Regions from separate parts of the Homo sapiens genome. Here region 1 is linked to region 2. The links are chromatin loops, found by intact Hi-C in ENCODE. Cell type or tissue: CD4-positive, alpha-beta T cell. All regions are shown on one strand. Links, peaks and the distances in the headings refer to the core of each region. The heading gives the core; the rest is flanking DNA. Region 1 overlaps CSTF2 (cleavage stimulation factor subunit 2). Region 2 overlaps TRMT2B (tRNA methyltransferase 2B).

Region 1 (4,397 bases), core at 321-4,320, 200 kb after region 2:
GGAGATGGAGAAAAACGTTGTATTTTAAAATAGAACAAAACAACAACAAAGTACCAACCAGATCAGTAAGTAAACATCCAACAAAGAGCTGATGTAGTCTATGAATACTAACAAGAAAATAACACCAAATAGATGGAAGAAAAGCTACAGAGATATAAATCCATGTATTCTAGAATTTCGTTATTTGGTTCATAATTAGGGAGGAATCAACGAATATTCATTATATGTATGAGTTTGCAGAACAATGCATAAGAACATGAGCTCTGGATTCAGACTGTATGGGTTCAAATCTAGGCTCTATCACTTATTAGCTGTGTGATATTGGACACATTATTTAACTTTTCCACACATCAGTTTCACGTGTAAAATGGGACTAATAATGGTATCCATCTCACAGGATCTTGTGGATTTAATAAGATGATCTAAGTAAAGTACTCAGAGCAGAGTCAGAGGCATGATCCCCATTAATGTCAATTATTATTACTATCATTATTTTATTTATTTATTTACTTTTGAAATGGAGTTTCACTCTTGTTGCCCAGGCTGGAGTGCAGTGGCATGACCTCGGCTCACTGCAACCTCCACCTCCTGGGTTCAAGCGATTCTCCTGCCTCAGCCTCCCCAGTAGCTGTAATTATAGGCGCCCGCCACCACGCCCGGCTAATTTTTCTATTTTTAGTAGAGATGGGATTTCACCATGTAGGCCAGGCAGGTCTCGAACTCCTGACCTCAAGTGATCCACCCACCTTGGCCTCCCAAAGTACTGGGATTATAGGCGTCAGCCACTGCACCCGGCCTATTATTGCTATTATTAATATTTCCACTACTATAAATTTCCCTGTTCAAGTATGTATACTAAAATTTCCAATTTCTAAAAATATAATAGCTCAAAATGACATACTCAAGTACATAGTTCTGCCTTAGGAGAAGTGCTTACCCTTGGACAGTGGCCATGAATATTGATCTACCTTTTGAAGTAGGCAAACAGGTACAACTGGTACAGAAAGATTTTGTTCTCAGGGAAGAAGGGACAATTCTGATTTCTTCAACTGTTTCCTTCTATGTTAGTGCTTACCTAGGCTCTACCTCTCCAGTTACAGAAAGTAAAGTGCCTCCCCGTGGATCATTCGGAGCATCTCCTAACAAGCCTCGAGGGGTTGGGACATTCGCAGGCAAGGATCCCCGCTGCATAGCTGCTCTGGGGTCTTGCATCGGCACTGACAGGGAAACAAACGGGGAGTTACTGCTGTGAAAGACACATAAGCAAACAAGAAATGACTCTATATACCACTGACAACATAATTCAGACACCTTAGAGTGGGTGAAACCTCACCACAGCAGAATCCTCTTGCAGCTCAAGAACAGAAGCAGGGTGTAGGCAGAATCTGTGCCATGTCAGAGGTATGGATGGAATTATATAAAGAGCAAACTGGGGAGCAACCTGCCAAGGACTAGCACTGCGACCTGGAGAAACTTATGCTCCTGGTTTTCCTTCTAATCAATCTTAGTTCAAGGACCAGAGTCACAAAACAGAGGTAGAGTCTTGGCATATGTGAACACTGCCATGGCTCTGCAAGAACCCGCTGTCTCCTTACAGACTGCTATTCCATCCAAGCCTCCTGACACCAGTAGGGAGGGAGTACAGCCTCGGACAGATGCCCATATCATCCATGTTCTCTGCCCTGTGTGAAGAGGTCAATCTTAGGCTTGTGGCCTCAACAGGAAAAAATTAAAAAAACAAAAACCCAAAAACACTACCCTTTTGGGTTCTGAACGCGAGGATGACTGCCACGCAGCTCTTTTCCTCTCAACGTCCCACCCTGAACACCACAAGCAAAAGGAAACCCACAGATACAATGGGTACCTTGAACTCGCTCAATTGATGCAGGCCCGGCGGGTCCCACGGGCGAGTGCTGTAGGGTTCCTAGGTAAGCAGTAAGTTCAAAAGGAGAAAGAGCAGACACTTAAAATAGCTTGCATACACACGCAGAAACACACACACATGGAGATTGAGATTTACATATATAAGTTAAAAAGCCAAGAGTTCATCGGCTTGCTCCAGGCTACAAAATCTCCCTAAACTACACTAGCTCCTTTGGGTCTCTGAAATAGTTCCATTTTGACCAGATAGCTTTTGAAAGGGAATCCCATGGGGGCACTGGTTTGATCTAGGTGGGAATAACCTGACATTTTCGATTTTCACCTCTGCTACTAGTTTTCCGTTAGGTCTCCTTATGAAATCATTAGGAAAAAAATATATAAAAAGGATAGTTTTGAATCTTCTAGTTATGCAAAGAACATAAATGTAGTTTCAGAAGCAAAACATAAAAGAAACTGCACTGAATCTGGAAGGCAAGATTCATTCTGAAACGGCCATAACTGAAGTACGGCAATTCTATTTTTGTCACATTTTAAAGCACAAAAATTTCTGCTGTCAAAAATGTATCAGATGGGGAAATGCAGTGAATGAACTTTACATGATGAAAGAGAATATCACTCCACAAGAAATACTCTGCCACAGCAAGTCTTTGATAATAAACATCATGACAACAGCAAACAAAGACTAATGAGATGACATGGGAACCGACACTAAACAAACATGGCAGGGAAGCAAGAAGTATCTTCTCAAACATCTCCATCTCCTTTCAGCATTAAAAGCAGCATGGATTTCAGGAAAAGTAAGACAAACTAGGCACACACGAAAAGACTCTTGCTTCCTCTGCTGGGTACTGAAGGAAACTATAAAAGAAAGCTCATCTCACTTAGTCTCTGCATGAAGACATCCTGGAAATACCCTCAAAACATGAGTCACTTCCCTTTGCCAATTTCTGACAAAAAGGTGAAGATAACTATAATAGGAAGATGTCTTGTGCAAGTATGCGTTAAACAGCTAAAACCTGATGGATTGAGGGCTGGCCCCATGACAGGCAGAAGTATGACTGAAACCCTAATACCTTCTCATTACTGCAGAAATACTCTGGGGAACATATATGATCTATTGACAGTGGTGCGGTGGGGATAGAGGGATGTACAATAGCACAAAAGCATTGGATGCTTAGAGAAAATATGAGATATTTGGCCAGGGAGTTTGTCCTGCTGTCAGACTTCTAACAAGAAAAAGTTAATTCTGTCACTTCAGCAACCAACCCCAGTGTAAAAACCACAGGCTTGTATATTAATGTTTATGTATGTATGTGTGTATATATATGTGTGTGTGTGTGTATATATATATATTCTTTGAGACAGGGTCTTGCTCTGTTGCCCAGGCTGGAGTGCAGTGGTGCCCGATTATGGCTCACTGCAGTCTCAACCTGTTGGGCTCAAGTGATCCTTCCACTTCGGCCTCCCAAGTAGCTGGGACCACAAGTGCACACCACCATTGCCCAACTAGTTTTTGTATTTTTTATAGAGACGGGGTTTTGCCATGTTGTCTAGGCTAGTTTCAAACCTCTGAGCTCAAGCAATCCACCCACCTCAGCCTCCCAAAGTGCTGGGATTACAGGCATGAGCCACTGCGCCTGGCCAATATTTTGCTTTTTAAATGGGTTCCACTTATAAACCATATGCTACAAAAGAAAAAACCTTAAGCTTCTCTATGCTTGTCCAAAGCAGTCTTTCCCATCATTTTATTCCCAAGGAATAAGAGTAGAAGACACTGAAGAATATGCTTGGAAGTTAACAGAGGCAGTGTGGAGTGACAGAAAGAGGACAGATTCTGGAGTCAAAGACTTCTGAATCTTAGCTCTGCCACTTACTAGTTGGAAGAGAAAATAAGAGCACCAAATCCAGTCCACATTACTCATACATTAATATTTACTTACCTTGTCCCCTTGAGAAAGTAACTTATTCTGAGCTTCCAACTCTTTGCCTGTAAAACTGAGGTGCTGCCACCTAACTCACAAGATTATTTATGAAAATTAAAGTGCCTGGCATATAGTATGCACTCAGTTCCTTCTCTTTTCTTACGATCTCTCCTCCTAACATTGTTTCCAACTGAACCACTGCACTTTCTTGTCCTTCAAACTCCAGTAACATGAAGAAACAACATGGAGATTTTGGAGCAGCAGCTACTGTTGTATATAGCAGTACAGCCACGGTACAACATATGTTCATTAAGTAGGCGTTACAGACCTATGATTCCCTCCCAGTTTTCTCTGGGGTTTAAATCTAGTCTTCTACATACCCAGCCACATATTTACATGCTCATTATTAAAATTCCTTACTCAGTCAACAGATATCCATACAGGGAGAGAGAACATGTCAGTGGAATTATTAGACTAGGAATCAGGAAACAAACGATCCACTTGCTTCATTATCAATTCTTGTAGAGCTGGACTCTGAATCACCAGGTGGAAAGTCTAGACCAGCACTGTCCAATAGATCTTTTTACGATGATA
Region 2 (4,397 bases), core at 133-4,132:
GCTTTTAGGCCAATTCTGTCTTGCTGCCTGATTTTGTAAATAAAGTTTTATTGGAACACAGCCAAGCTCACTTGTTTATGTATTGTCTATGGCTGCTTTTGCACTATGATGGCAGAGTTGAGTAGTTGCAACAGGGACCATATGGCCTGCAAAGCCCTAAATTATTTACTCTTTGGCTCTTGACATAAGTAGTTTGTTGACTCCTGCTTTATGGCAAGATTGGAACTCCCCTTCTATGGACTGTCTTGATCTTCTTAGCCACAGACTTTCACATATGCCATACCCTCCAAGCAAACCTTATTTGTCCTCATCCAGAGAACATTCCTGCTTTCCCTTTATTGTTATCTTCCTTGGTTTCATTTGACCTCTCATCCCCCTCCTGTCCTTCTGCCCTCTCCAGCCTGTCATCAATGGTTACCGAAATAAGTCCACCTTCTCTGTGAACCGAGGTCCAGATGGCAATCCAAAGACTGTGGGGTTCTACCTGGGAACTTGGAGAGGTCAGTTGAAGGTTGTATAAACCAAAGACTGAAGAGGAATGAAAGGGTGCAGAGAAGTGTCAGTAGAAGTGGAAAATACGGTGGCCTTAAAGAAGAAGATTAAATTGGAAGTCTTTGATGCAGAACGTGATCACAAGGTTGATTACGGATACTGCTAATGGGTAGTCATTGTAACACAGTGATAGAAAATGCAACCCTCGCCCTTTCTTCCTCTAAAAGCCATATATGCCTGATACCTAGTAAACACTTAGTAAATGCTGGCGTTGTTGCTGCTGCTGTCTCATCATCATTGTTGTCATCATCATTTTATGCTGCTTTCTGCAGTGGGAGCAATCTCCTTGTTAGAGTTGTCTTCCTATTTCACATCCCCATATCTCTGAAAATTATTTCTGTGGTAAATCTACCTTAAAAGAATTGGTAGGGGAGGTGTGTATCGGTGAGGGGAATCACAGTGGCATATTTCTGAAACTTACTTTCAGTTATCCCTTCCCAGATTCCATTCCTGAGCTTTTTTTTTTTTTTTTTTTTTGAGATGGAGTCTCGCACTGTCACCCAGGCTGGAGTGCAGTGGTGTGATCTCGGCTCACTGCAACCTCCGCCTCCCGAGTTCAAGTGATTCTCCTGTCTGAGCCTCTGAGTAGCTGGGATTACAGGTGTGCACCACCACACCCAGCTAATTTTTGTATTTTTGGTAGAGACGGGGTTTCGCTATGTTGGCCAGGCTGGTCTTGAACTCCTGACCTCAGGTGATCCACTCGCCTTAGCCTCCCCAAGTGCTGGGATTACAGGCATGAGCCACTGTGCTTGGCCCATTCCTGAGCTTTCTGTTTGCCCATTTTCAATAAATCCACTTGAAATACCATCATTTGATATTAGTCACACAGTTTAATATCCATATGCCTTAAACTACAGTTCGTTAGGGCGTGCACTTGGCTTTTTTCCCTCCTGTGTGCTGAATTAAATGACTGTGACGTCAGTGTTCTATTATTCAGTAATAGAAAAATAAAACCCATTACATTTTATTTCCCTCTTAAAATCTGAACAGAAAACAGACGTCATATAGTGCATTTGTGGCGTGAGAGAAAATATTGAGTAGCTTCATAAATAATTAGCTGCTTAATGGCTAGACCAGGAAATAATTAGGTTTTCTCTGAAAAGTGGCCATGAGATTGTATTTGCTTCTTCATATCTACATATGCCACTTTGACGATAGAAATTTGAGTTGCCAGGCATTTTCTTTTAAATAATCTTTTAAGAATAAAACCATGCAAATTATTTTTCTTTCCATAGATGGGAACGTTGTCTGTGTGCAGTCTAATCATCTGAAAAACATCCCTGAGAAACACAGTCAAGTGGCGCAGGTAAAATGGAACAAGAGCTGGTTGAGAATGGCCTGGAGCATTGTAGTCTACAACAGCAACATCCCTGACATTTTGATAATAGAGCCAATTCTAGTGCTAGAGGGAAGGAGGGGCTCTGTACTGAAAGCATACCTTCTAACTATGGAGAAAACATTGCTAGGTTTTCATTTCAGAAAGAGTGGAGAGGGGAAGAGAGAACTGTGTCCATTATTGTAAGTATCAGGCATCTAAGGACTTTTTCATAGTAGGGATGTATTAGGAAGAAGTGCTGATGAGGGTACTATAGCAAGTGTCAGGTGTCTGAAGTATTTGGAAGGCTAGTGTTTTCAGCAGAACAGAATTGAGGAATATGAGGTGAAGTGGTGATAAGATAGTACATCATGAGCTTGGCCTCTGATACGTTTTTTTCTTTCTTTCTTTTCTTTCTTTCTTGGATGAGGTCTTGCCATGTTGTGCAGGCTGGTCTCGAATTCCTGGCCTCAAGCAATTCTGCCACCTTCTGTATCCCAGAGTATGCTGGGATTATAGGCATGAGCTACCGTGCCTGACCTCTGAGACACTTATTTTTTATTTTTTATTTTTTGAGACAGTCTCATTCTGTCGCCCAGGCTGGAGTGCAGAGGCATGATCTCAGCTCACTGCAACCTCCATCTCCTGGGTTTGAGCAATTCTCATGCCTCAGCCTCCCAAGTAGCTGGGACTACAGGCCCATGCCACCACACCCAGCTACTTTTTGAATTTTTAGTAGAGATGGGTTTTCACCATGTTGGCCAGTCTGGTCTTGAACTCCTGACCTCAAGTGATCCACCCACCTCGGCCTCCCAAAGTGCTGGGATTACAGGTGTGAGCCACTGCGCCTGGTCTTTTTCTAGTTCTTTATGTCAAATTACTGTGTCCCTTGAAATAATTCCACTCTGTAGTTAAGCCACTAACTGGATACTTGATACACAGGTTCTTTTTTTTTCCATTTTGCTTTCAAATTTTACAGATTTTTTAAAATTTAAATTTTGTTTTATACTTTAAAAAAATATTTACTAGGTTCCAAAATCAAGTCTACAAAATAAAGGTATATTCAGGGAGGTCTAGCTTTCACCTCTGACCCCTCTACCCAGTTCCCTCCCTGCCATGGGTAAAATTTTTTTTTTTATTTTTGCTGATTTCAGAAAATGTAGGCCAGGCATGGTGGCTCATGCCTGTAATCCCAGCACTTTGGGAGGTTAAGGCGGGTGGATCACTTGAGGTCAGGAGTTCGAGACCAGCCTGGCCAACATGGCTAAACCCCATCTCTACTAAAAGTACAAAAATTAGCCGAGCGTAGTGGCGCACGCCTATAGTCCTGGCTACTCAGGAGGCTGAGGTATGAGAATCGCTAGAACCTGGGAGGCAGAGGTTGCAGTGAACTGAGATCGCACCATTGCACTCCATCCTGGGTGACAGAGCGAGACCATGTCTCAAAAAAAAAAAAAATGTAGGCCAGGCACGGTGGCTCACGCCTGTAATCTCAGCACTTTGGGAGGCCGAGGCGGGCAGATCACCTGAGGTCAGGAGTTCAAGACCAGCCTGACCAACATGGAGAAACCCTGTCTCTACTAAAAATACAAAATTAGCTGGATGTGGTGGTGCATGCCTGTAATCCCAGCTACTTGGGAGGTTGAGGCAGGAGAATCCCTTGAACCCAGGAGGCGGAGGTTGCGGTGAGCCAAGATCATGCCACTGTACTCCAGCCTGGGCAACAAGAGTGAAACTCTGTCTCAAAAAAAAAAAAAAAAGGAAATGTTAATAGATATTTGTGTCTTCCCCGCTTTCATAGTTAAAAGGCAGCCTACTGTATACATTGTTCTGCATCTTGATTTTTTTTCACAGAATAATATACTTGACTTTTTTATAGTTGCATAGTCCTACATATTAATAGTATAATGTATTTTGCATCTTTTTGTTTTTATTGGCATGAATAATTACCTCATTTTTCCATTTGCTTTGTTTTCTTTCTTCTCTTTCTTTCTTTCTTTATTTTTTTGTGTATGGAGTCTCGCTCTGTCGCCCGGGCTGTAGTGCAGTGGCGAGATCTTGGATCACTGCAGCCTCCACCCACCAGGTTCCAGCAATTCTCCTGCCTCAGCCTCCTGGGTAGCTGGGATTACAGGCACACACCACCACGCCTGGCCCATTTTTGTATTTTTAGTAGAGACGAGGTTTCACCATGTTAGCCAGGCTGGTCTCGAACTTCTGACCTCAGGTGATCCGCCCGCCTCGCCCTCCCAAAGTGCTGGGATTACAGGTGTGAGCCACCGCACCCAGCCTCCTTCATTTTCTGTAAACCAATTGCTAATTTCTTTTCTTTCTTTTTTTTTTTTTTGACTTGGAGTTTTGCTCTTGTCGCCCAGGCTGGATTACAATGGCGCAGTCTTGGCTCACTGCAATCTCCACCTCCTGGGTTCAAGCAATTCTCCTGCCTCAGCCTCCCAAGTAGCTGGGATTATAGGGGCCCGCCACCACTCCCAGCTAATTTTTGTAATTTTAGTAGAGATGGGGTTTC

Evidence for each region. A loop is a pair of places that touch in the nucleus more often than their neighbours do. Peaks named below come from ENCODE experiments on the same cell type or tissue, not always from the same donor. Only the 100,000 strongest peaks of a DNase experiment are listed, where the experiment ranks them.
Region 1: a loop joins it to region 2, with 2.4 times the contacts of the local background. A loop is called at or near these places in 1 of 110 quality-filtered maps.

Annotation. Positions count from the first base shown.
Region 1 is chrX:100,828,335-100,832,731 of GRCh38, reverse strand. CSTF2 (cleavage stimulation factor subunit 2) reads right to left here. Exons shown (of 14, transcript NM_001325.3): 9 at 1,076-1,217. Among named protein-coding and RNA genes, the nearest start is that of CSTF2, 10 kb to the right of the region's middle. RefSeq lists enhancers at 2,673-2,792, 2,803-2,912. In CD4-positive, alpha-beta T cell, for the core only: no CTCF peak of the experiment used is centred there; a DNase peak (open chromatin) is centred at 2,791; H3K27ac peaks cover 1,651 bases.
Region 2 is chrX:101,033,077-101,037,473 of GRCh38, reverse strand. TRMT2B (tRNA methyltransferase 2B) reads left to right here. Exons shown (of 14, transcript NM_024917.6): 6 at 401-500; 7 at 1,791-1,861. Among named protein-coding and RNA genes, the nearest start is that of TRMT2B, 17 kb to the left of the region's middle. In CD4-positive, alpha-beta T cell, for the core only: no CTCF peak of the experiment used is centred there; no DNase peak of the experiment used is centred there.